Regions from separate parts of the Homo sapiens genome. Here region 1 is linked to region 2. The links are chromatin contacts, found by Hi-C in ENCODE. All regions are on one chromosome and are shown on one strand. The core of a region is the stretch at or near the end of the contact, and the rest is flanking DNA. Distances in the headings are between cores, read along the strand shown. Region 1 has its middle 7.3 kb from the start of SLC2A12. Region 2 overlaps TARID (TCF21 antisense RNA inducing promoter demethylation).

Evidence for each region. Hi-C counts contacts between places; a loop is a spot of excess contacts on that map. Pooled maps may share reads with other maps.
Region 1: a map of aorta shows a loop between it and region 2 (3-fold over the local background). The contact joins two enhancer-like sites. A Hi-C loop is called at or near these places in 1 of 168 maps with a recorded cell type or tissue (aorta) and 9 of 50 pooled maps.

The regions. Positions count from the first base shown.
Region 1 is chr6:134,057,699-134,062,069 of GRCh38, reverse strand. No RefSeq gene overlaps it. Among named protein-coding and RNA genes, the nearest start is that of SLC2A12, 7.3 kb to the right of the region's middle. RefSeq lists enhancers at 381-1,045, 1,046-1,710. Within about 2 kb of position 3,014, at least 4 of the 41 ENCODE cell types and tissues checked have a DNase peak (open chromatin) inside an H3K27ac peak, as active enhancers do.
Region 2 is chr6:133,568,217-133,572,865 of GRCh38, reverse strand. TARID (TCF21 antisense RNA inducing promoter demethylation) reads left to right here. Exons shown (of 9, transcript NR_109982.1): 5 at 4,618-4,649. Among named protein-coding and RNA genes, the nearest start is that of EYA4-AS2, 110 kb to the right of the region's middle. Within about 2 kb of position 3,190, at least 12 of the 41 ENCODE cell types and tissues checked have a DNase peak (open chromatin) inside an H3K27ac peak, as active enhancers do.

The DNA.
Region 1 (4,371 bases), core at 1,765-4,264, 490 kb before region 2:
TATATTAATTCATTTAATCATCACAAGAAGCTTATGAGATGGCTGCTATTGTTGTCCTTATCTATTAGAAAAAAGGAAACTGAGGCATTAAAGAGGTTCTAGAGCTTGTAAGTGGTACAGCCAGAATTAGAACCAAGACTAGGCCTAGAACCTACTTTCAAAAGGATGCTGCAATGAAACAACATAAGGTTGATCAGAAGTTTGATTGTGTATACCCTTTTCTTCTTCCTCCTTTTCTCCTGGATTTCTTTAAATACATATTTAGTGAGCAACTCAAGGTTTCAGACACCATGCCAAACTCTGAAGGAGTATGAACAAGGTGATCACGACCTTGTGCTCATGGTGTTGACACACTAATAGGGAAAACAGATTAGTGAATTATCACAGCACTCTCTGTTTAATGCTCCGTCTGTGAGAGCAATATGTGCCCTGGGAGCAGAGAGGAGAGCACTTGGCCCAGCCCCGGGGGAGGGAAGGTCAGAGAAGACAGAAGTGCCTTGCAAATGGGGATGGATAGGGAGTGAGCGGGGATAGAAAAGAGGATATCAGTCAGTCCCTCAGCATAGAAGGGCAAGTGTAAAACACAGCCAGGGCCGGATGTGGTGGCTTATGCCTGTAGTCTTAGCATTCTGGGAGGCCGAGATGGGTGAATCACCTGAGGTCAGGAGTTCGAGACCAGCCTGGCCAACATGGTGAAACCCCGTCTCTATTAAAAATACAAAAAATTAGCCAGGTGTGGATGCGGTGGTGGGCACCTGTAATCCCAGCTACTTGGGAGGCTGAGGCAGAAGAATTGCTTGAATCCCAGACGCAGGGGTTGCAGTGAGCTGAGATTCCGCCATTGCACTCCAGCCTGGGCAACAAGAGTGAAACTTCGTCAAAAAACAAACAAACAAAAAACACCACAGCTAGGCCTCACAGAAAACCCAAAGCCAAGACCCTTGTCGTGGGGCCATAGAGTCCTGCTTCTGCTTCATTCTGTGAGTTTCCATTGTCCAGCACTCACGCTTCTTTTATTATGCATGTCCCTTTTGCTCCTGCTATTACAACTTCAGCTTTGGCCTGCTAGGGCCCAGACCTGAAGCCCCAGCTCATATGATCTATTGACACAAACATTCACTATGATGCCGGATACAGCAGCGTGGCCCTCTCAACTTCCATCCTGCCTTCCCTCCCACTGGAGAGATTGATTAGAAAGCTACATTTCCCAGGTTTCCTTGCAGTAGGGGTGTAGATATCAGTTAGATGCACCTGCACGAAGATGAATATGAAGGGAGTGTGTTTGTTTTCTTTTTGTTTTCCTCTTTGGGGAGTTTCTGCTATCCTAGGGAATCAGGCAGATACGAGATTTTCCTGAGGTGACATTCCAGTATCTATAGCTTCCTAGAGAATGCAGGTATGGGAGCAGAAATGGTCTGCTCTCTGGGTTTAAACAATGCATTCCTGAACTCATGGCTCCATTGGGCAGCTCAGATGTAGGAGCCCAGCTGATGAGTCAGCTCTGTATTATTCTGGGAGTCATTCCTGAATGCTTGGAATCTTTCAGGCTTTCCAGTGAAAATATAAGCACCCAATTCTCTGTGCTAAATTTCTTCCTACTTGAAGTTCCTGCACTGAACTACAATTGATATAACAACCCCTAACCTAATCAGAGAGAAAAAGGATCTGAAAGAGAGGACCCTAGCCTGTCCTATCGGCTCCCTGAGCATGAGACATCTACTCCTGGTTAATTTAATTTTGCTGGAGGCTGGTGGGGGACAGGAGCGGGTGGGGAGATGGGAACCACAATAAAGTGTGAGACAAGACTGTCTAAAAGAATATCAGGTCAAGGAGGCGATGATTGGCATCTCCACCATATAGTTCATGATGGGACCAGATTGCAGAGGTCGAGTCAGGAAGTGGCAAGAGATGGACCTGGAGGGATCAGCCCATGCAAGACCCTGTGGGGCATTTTAAGCCTCATGAAGAAATTTAGATCAACCCTAAGAACAACTAGAAGTTGGAGAAAAGTTTAAAACAACTGAAAGCCATTTAAGTATTTAGATTTTAGAAAAAATCTTGGCACCACTGTGGAGAATGGGCTTAGGAAAGCAAGAATGCCCACAGGAAGACCTGTTAGAGGCTATTGCAGCTCTTCCCGTGGGAGATTATAAGGTGGCCCGGATTTAGAGGGTGGTAATGGGGATGAGGAGGACTGAATGGAGGTACAAGGTTTTTAGTAAACATGGTCATCTGGAAAGAACTATACTTCTCCAACATATTCATAGGGGCAGAACCAAGTTTTGTGGGGCCTGATGTTTATAAAATTTGGGGGCTCTGTTTTAAAAAATAAGAATACAGGCCAGGTGCAGTGGCTCACACCTGTAATCCCAGCTTTTTGGGAGGCCGAGGCGGGCGGATCACGAGGTCAGGAGATCGAGACCATCCTGGCTAACATGGTGAAACCCTGTCTCTACTAAAAATACAAAAATTTGGCCGGGCATGGTGGCGGGTGACTGCAGTCCCAGCTACTTGGGAGGCTGAGGCAGGAAAATGGCGTGAACCTGGGAGCTGGCAGTAAGCCAAGATTACACCACTGCACTCCAGCCTGGGCGACAGAGTGAGACTCTGTCTCAAAAAAAAAAAAAAAAAAAGGTGAATATTTATTTTGATAAATTACAATTTTTAAAAAATTTAGACAGGGTCTATCTAGCTCTGCCACCCAGGCTGAGGTACAGTGGTGTGATCTCAGCTCAGTGGCATGAGCTCAGCTCACTGAAAACTCTGCCTCCCAGGCTCAGGCAATCCTACCTCAGCCTCCCAAGCAGCTGGGACTACAGACATGTGCCACCATGCCTAGCTAATTTTTGTATTTTTTGTAGAGAAAGAGTTTCACCATATTGTCCAGGCTGGTTTCAAACTCCTGGGCTCAAACGATCTGTCCGTCTTGGTCTCCCAAAGTGCTGGGATTACAGGCATGAGCTATCATGCCTGGCAGTAAATTACAAATGATAAAAAGCTGCCAAGCATTACAAAAATTGCATAATCCAGGAATTACCTGATACACTTCCATAATACTTTTTTCCCTTCATTTTTTGATTGCACACATTTTGATCTTTTTTTTGTAACACAATTTTTTTGTGACATTACTTTCTATATAAAGAAAATAAAAGAACCCAGTCTGTCCTCTAGCATGGCCCTCTGCCATGGCCCTGGGAGCTGTAGGACAAGTTCACACTGAGAGATAGCCTCTAGCCCTGTGCTTTTCCATCTTTGTGCCACGTGAGTGATAATGTGGGATATGCACGGCATGAGATGGCATAGTGAGGAGCAAGAGAATTCCTGGAAGTCTTTTCTATTCCAAGAGAGCTAGTGAGGGCTTAACTCTATATTAGTTAAGTGCTTGTGAACTATCCATGAGAAACCAAAACCAGGCCCAGTACAGTGGCTCACGCTTGTAATTCCAGCACTTTGGGAGGCCGAGGCAGGTGGATCACTTGAGGTCAGGAGTTTGAGAATGGCCTGGCCAACATGGTGAAACCTCATCTCTACTAAAAATACAAAAAAAAAAAAAAATTAGCTGGGCATGGTGGTGTGCACCTGTAATCTCAGCTACTCAGGAGGCTGAGGGAGGAGAACCACTTGAACCCGGGAGGCAGAGGTTGCAGTGAGCCAAGATTGTGCCACTGCACTCCAGCCTGAGTGACAGAGTGAGACTCTGTCTAAAAAAAAAAATACAAAAAAAAATTTTTTTTCTAACTTCACTGATCTTAAGTCAGATCCCAAATATTCCATGGCCACCCTTATGTCACATGACACAAAGGAAACAAGATGTTGCTGGCCAGGTGCAAAGCATTAGTGGTCTTAACTGATTGCAGTTATTTCATTTTAGCAAATTTTACAAAACATATCATTATATAAATGCATTGCTGGGTGCCTCCCAGGGTCTTGGAAGGGCTGGTGTGGGTGAGGGGCCCTGCAGCTTAAACTTCATTAGCTTCCTGATTAATCTGCTTCTGCACACATGAAAAAGGACTTATCTAGTTGAGTCTGGTGTCATTCCTAGTTCTTGGTTTAAAGCAACAGAAACCAACTCCAACTTGGAAACTGTAGTCAAGAATAACTCCCCAAATCCTGCTTTGAGCTAATCTAGCCACCCCTGAGCACATACCTAACAGTGTATATCTAGCAACTCTGACATTAAATATTTTGGCCAGAGCCACTGCCACCATCCTCACTGGAAGGTGGGGCCTGTAGATCCTGCTACTTTGTGCTACAGCTTCTGATGCAAAATCCAGGGTGCATGAACTGCTTGGCAGAGCCTGGTCCTAAGAGAAAAGGGAGTATCAGGCCTTTCCAGCTTCTGTTTAGGAGACAGGTTCTTCCTTGCAG
Region 2 (4,649 bases), core at 1,941-4,440:
CTGGAAGAGTGTGCAGAATTGTCTTTCCTTTTCTTTTCTTTCTTTCTTTCTTTTTTTTTTTTTTCTTTTTTGAGACAGAGTCTCGCCCAGGCTGGAGTGCAGTGGCACAATCTCAGCTTACTGCAACTTCTGCCTCCTGGGCTCAAACAATTCTCATGCCTCAGCCTCCCAAGTAGCTGGGATTACAAGCGTGCGCCAATATGCCTGGATAATTTTTGTACTTTTTTTTTTTTTAATAGAGATGGGGTTTCACCATATTGGCCAGGCTGGTCTTGAACTCCTGACCTCAGGTGATCCACCCGCCTTGGCTTCCCAAAGTGCTGGGATTACAGGCGTGAGCCACTGCGCCCAGCCCAGAATTGTATTTCTTCACAAATATTTAGTAGAATCTATTGGTGTAACCATGTAGGCCAGGAGTTTCTTTTTCAGATAGTTTTAAACTATAACTTCAATTTCTTCTATAGTCATAGGACAAGTTATGTCATGTGGGTTGTTTTTAGTGGTTCTTAAGGAGTTGAGTCTCCTCCTTTAAGTTCCTTCTCCAGTCTGCTCAGGTCTCCTTGTCAGCTCTGCGGGTTCTTCTCCTCTCAAATCACAACTTCCCATATCCTTAGTAACCTCCTGCCTCAGCTTTTTATTGTAGGAAAAAAGAAGTAGCTAAACAAATACAACATAAACAGAAAACATAGAAAACAAAACTTTCATTATCCCTTCAATTAAAATTCCTCTCTCTCATTCTGAAACGCTGAAGATAGGGGTTGTGTGATCCCACTGCACCCTCCACCTTGCACACATCTTCCTTCTAACTTCAGATGTTCTGTTTCTGCTCAGGAATTGCAGAAAAATGGCTTTTCCCGTGTTGTCTAGGTTCAGGCAATGTCACAGTGTGTGATGTGTGTGGCTCACCCTGTGAGCATGATATTTTACCATTCTCATGGTGTAAGGGCTTACTTTATCAGTCTTCTCTAAGTGTTTTAAACACAATAAACCAACTATGTCTTCACATCCCTTCGGGAAAGTCAATCTTTCTTACTCATAAGGAGAAGGAACAGAAGAAAGATTTTTCAAGATAAAAATCTTATTAAGGCAACCCTCTTAGTAGAAACAAAAAAAAAAAAACCCAACAAGATGAATCAAGGAGCCATTCATTACAATAATAGAATCTTTCATTTACGAAGCATTTTACAGGTTTCAAAGTACTTTTACATTATTAGTTTAGCATTTCCAAACTCATTTGGCCCCAGGAAACTAATAATATCAAATAAGGGAATAATAGAAAGATATGATATATAAAGTATGTTTAGATTAATGTAAGTAGCAAAAAATTATCTCACAGATTAAATGGTTTCCAAAAAACAATCAAAATTAAATTTTTCATAAACTATACAGAATTCTTATGAAACTTAATTCAGGAAACACATTAGATATTTACAATTGTGTGAGATAGCCACAGTAAGTTTTATGATGTCCACTATAGAAAAGACGTTATTTTTCTCAGTTACTAATACTTTCAAATGATTATATAAAACTGTTGTGACAAAAAGTAATGGAGAACATGATATAAAATATTGAATTCATCAAATTCTTCTAATGTTCCTTTCCAGACTTTTTCTATACATGTTATTTTTTACATGCATGACACATTATCAATTCCTATTTTTCATTCAGCAAATACTATGTCAGAAACATTTTTCTAATTGCTTTGTTCATAATTCTCATTTTATTGGTTATATAGTTTTACAGGATATTGATAAGCTAAAATTTAATTGTTGCCTTTCCAACTGTTAGGCATTTAAATTATGTTCAGAGAATATCAGAGAATAGTCACCTGCATACAACTATTTCCTTTCAATTTAAAATAATACCGAACAGCAAGCAATATGAGCACGGGGATGGTGTGTCACTTTACGCTGGTCATTGCATTTCCAGTCCCTAAATCGGTGAATTGGAGGTGCTCAGTTATTACTTCTGGATTTTCCGAATGAATGGAATCCTATATTTTGAACTATGCTGCAAAATTGTTTTACAAAATGACTTGCTTTAATATTTATTAAAACTAGCAATGTATGAATATACTAGTTTCATCATGTGCTCATTAAAACTATATATTTTATTGATTTAAAAATACTTCATTATTTTTATATTTTTCTTATATAGATTGTAATTTGCATTTCTTTGGTAATGAAGTTGAATATATTTTCATGGATGTTGTCTAATAATATTTGCTCTATTTCTAATTGTTGGTTCAGATGAGGGAAATAAGATTCTGGGATGTTGGATGATAATCAAGAAATATGCACTTAAATGAAATTAGTCAAGCATCAAATCTCTTTCTGATACATTAAAATATGATCTCTACCATGACACCTCAAGCATAGTTAATTTTTTAAGCAAGTGTTTTGATTAATTTAGCTCACAATGTGTATATATGCGAGACTCTCAAGTTAAAATATTTATGGCTTGTCCTCTGTAGAAATTATAAATACATTATTCTTAAATCCCAGATTTTCATAGATTTAATTTAGTTGAATTGTCAGTGATTTTGCTCATGTTAGTAATAACCAGTAATTGCTGACTATTTTAATTCAATAAATTATTTTCTAAAATTTTAAAATGTTTTAAAATTACTTAAAATGTTTTGAGACTTAAGAGGTTTTTATTTATAGGTTAGAATCCCTCCCACTACTTATATATTTTGAGTCAGTTGTATTTTGCAAGTCACAGAGTAATTTCTGAATATTAAATATATCTTCACAGAAAACACAAACAACTTTGGGTGCTGGGGAAGAAGAATTAGCTTCTTTTAGAAGGATTTTATGGACATTGGGGCTAATAACTTTCTGCAAGTAGGTTTAAAGAGGGCTAGAATTGCAAAAATGTATGGCAAATAACGCTTTAACGTCTACCCTAAAGTTAGTTTACTTCATCATTGCTGAGATATTGAGGAAAAATTATAGTTTCATTAATAAGTTGGATGTTGCTTCTAAGTGCTTAATTTCTAGTACTTTTTGACAAATGTATTTTATGTGAAGCATATTTAAATCTGGTGTACTAGAGTTAGGGCAATAAGGCCAGGTTTAGCTAGAGGGAGCGCTGAGATTGTCTCATCGAGGGGAGCTGGTTTTAAACACCTTCCTCAGGATGATGCATGCTCCGTGGCCCTCATATGACACACCCTGCTGGGGTGACTACAAAGAGCTGAGTCACCAAAGCTCCGATCCTCACTTCTCAGTGAAACTCCTGTCAGTTGCAGTCAGGAATGATGGAATACTATCTGTAATGTTAATATTTGAGACACTGATCATAGGTTTTCGAGGGGGTCATAATTTGTACAAATATACACATGCATACACACGTATGTATACTTGTTTTCATATGGCAATATACGTGTCTCCTGTTATTCTTTTCCTGAGAACTAATGTTTTTTCTAGATGTTTGTGACAACATCACACGTATCAAGTAGGTAGTGCCGAAAAGGAGCCTGTTCCCAGCCAGGAACCGGCCACAGTAACAAAGCGGGCTGCCGTTTTCGAAAGCTTTAAGCACCTAATCTCCAGAGTGTTGTGATTGTACTCCCCCTCTTGTTTAGGCTTGGAATCATCAGTATTCATGCAGTTCGCAGAAATTCTGTGTAAAATACAATATTAATATTAAAGTATAATACATTATACCACGGCTTCTCTACAAGGCATGCTGCTTCTACTTTATTTCGTGGAATAGTTCTTAGGTTAATTTGTCAGTTGAGATTTGAGACTCTGAAAAAGAAAGATGGGGTTTTAGAGAGAATCCGAACAGTTAAAATACATCGTCCTCTGGTGTCCTTCTGAGGTATTGCCAGTGGGAAGACTTTCAGAAACCTGAATAATGAAGGGAAGGAGGAAAGAAAAGGATTGATGGCGTTTTTTCCTTTAACTGAATAAATTTTAACAATAATTAGCTTATTTCTAGGGAAGGACCTGGTGAGGGGTTCTTATGAGGAATAAAGAAACGTCTTTATTCTTATCTCACTCCTTAGGTTTTTGTTGTTGTTTTGAGACGGAGTTTCGCTCTGTTGCCCAAGCTGGAGTGCCATGCGCGATCTCGGCTCACAGTAACCTCCGCTTCCCAGGTTTAAGCGATTCTCCTGCCTCAGTCTTCCCAGTAGCTGGGATTACAGGCGTGTGCCACCACGCCCAGCTAAATTTTTTTTTTTTTTTTTTTTTTGTATTTTTAGTAGAGACAGGGTTTCACCATGTTGGCCAGACTAATCTCGAACTCCTGGCCTCATGTGATCCGCATGCCTCTGTCTCCCAATGTGCTGGGATTACAGGTGTGAGCCACCGCTCCCAGCGTAGATTTTGTTGTTATGGTTCGTGTTACTGTTGTTTTTCCTCAGCCTTGAGCCAGTTATTTTCTGCTCAAAACGTTCGACCCTATATCTTTTGGCCTCAGAGAGCAGTAAGTGCAATCAGGGTGTAATCGAACAGATATCTGTGGTGCTCCTTCTATGTGTCATGTACTGTGTTAGGTACTAAAAGAAAGATGGAGGGGATACTTGGAATTTTCTCACTTGCTCTCAAGTCTTTTCTGACTATCCAGGTTTTGCTGATTATTTAATCAAACTTGTTTTTTTCACAGACAACACGAACCTGCAAGTAATCATCCGACCA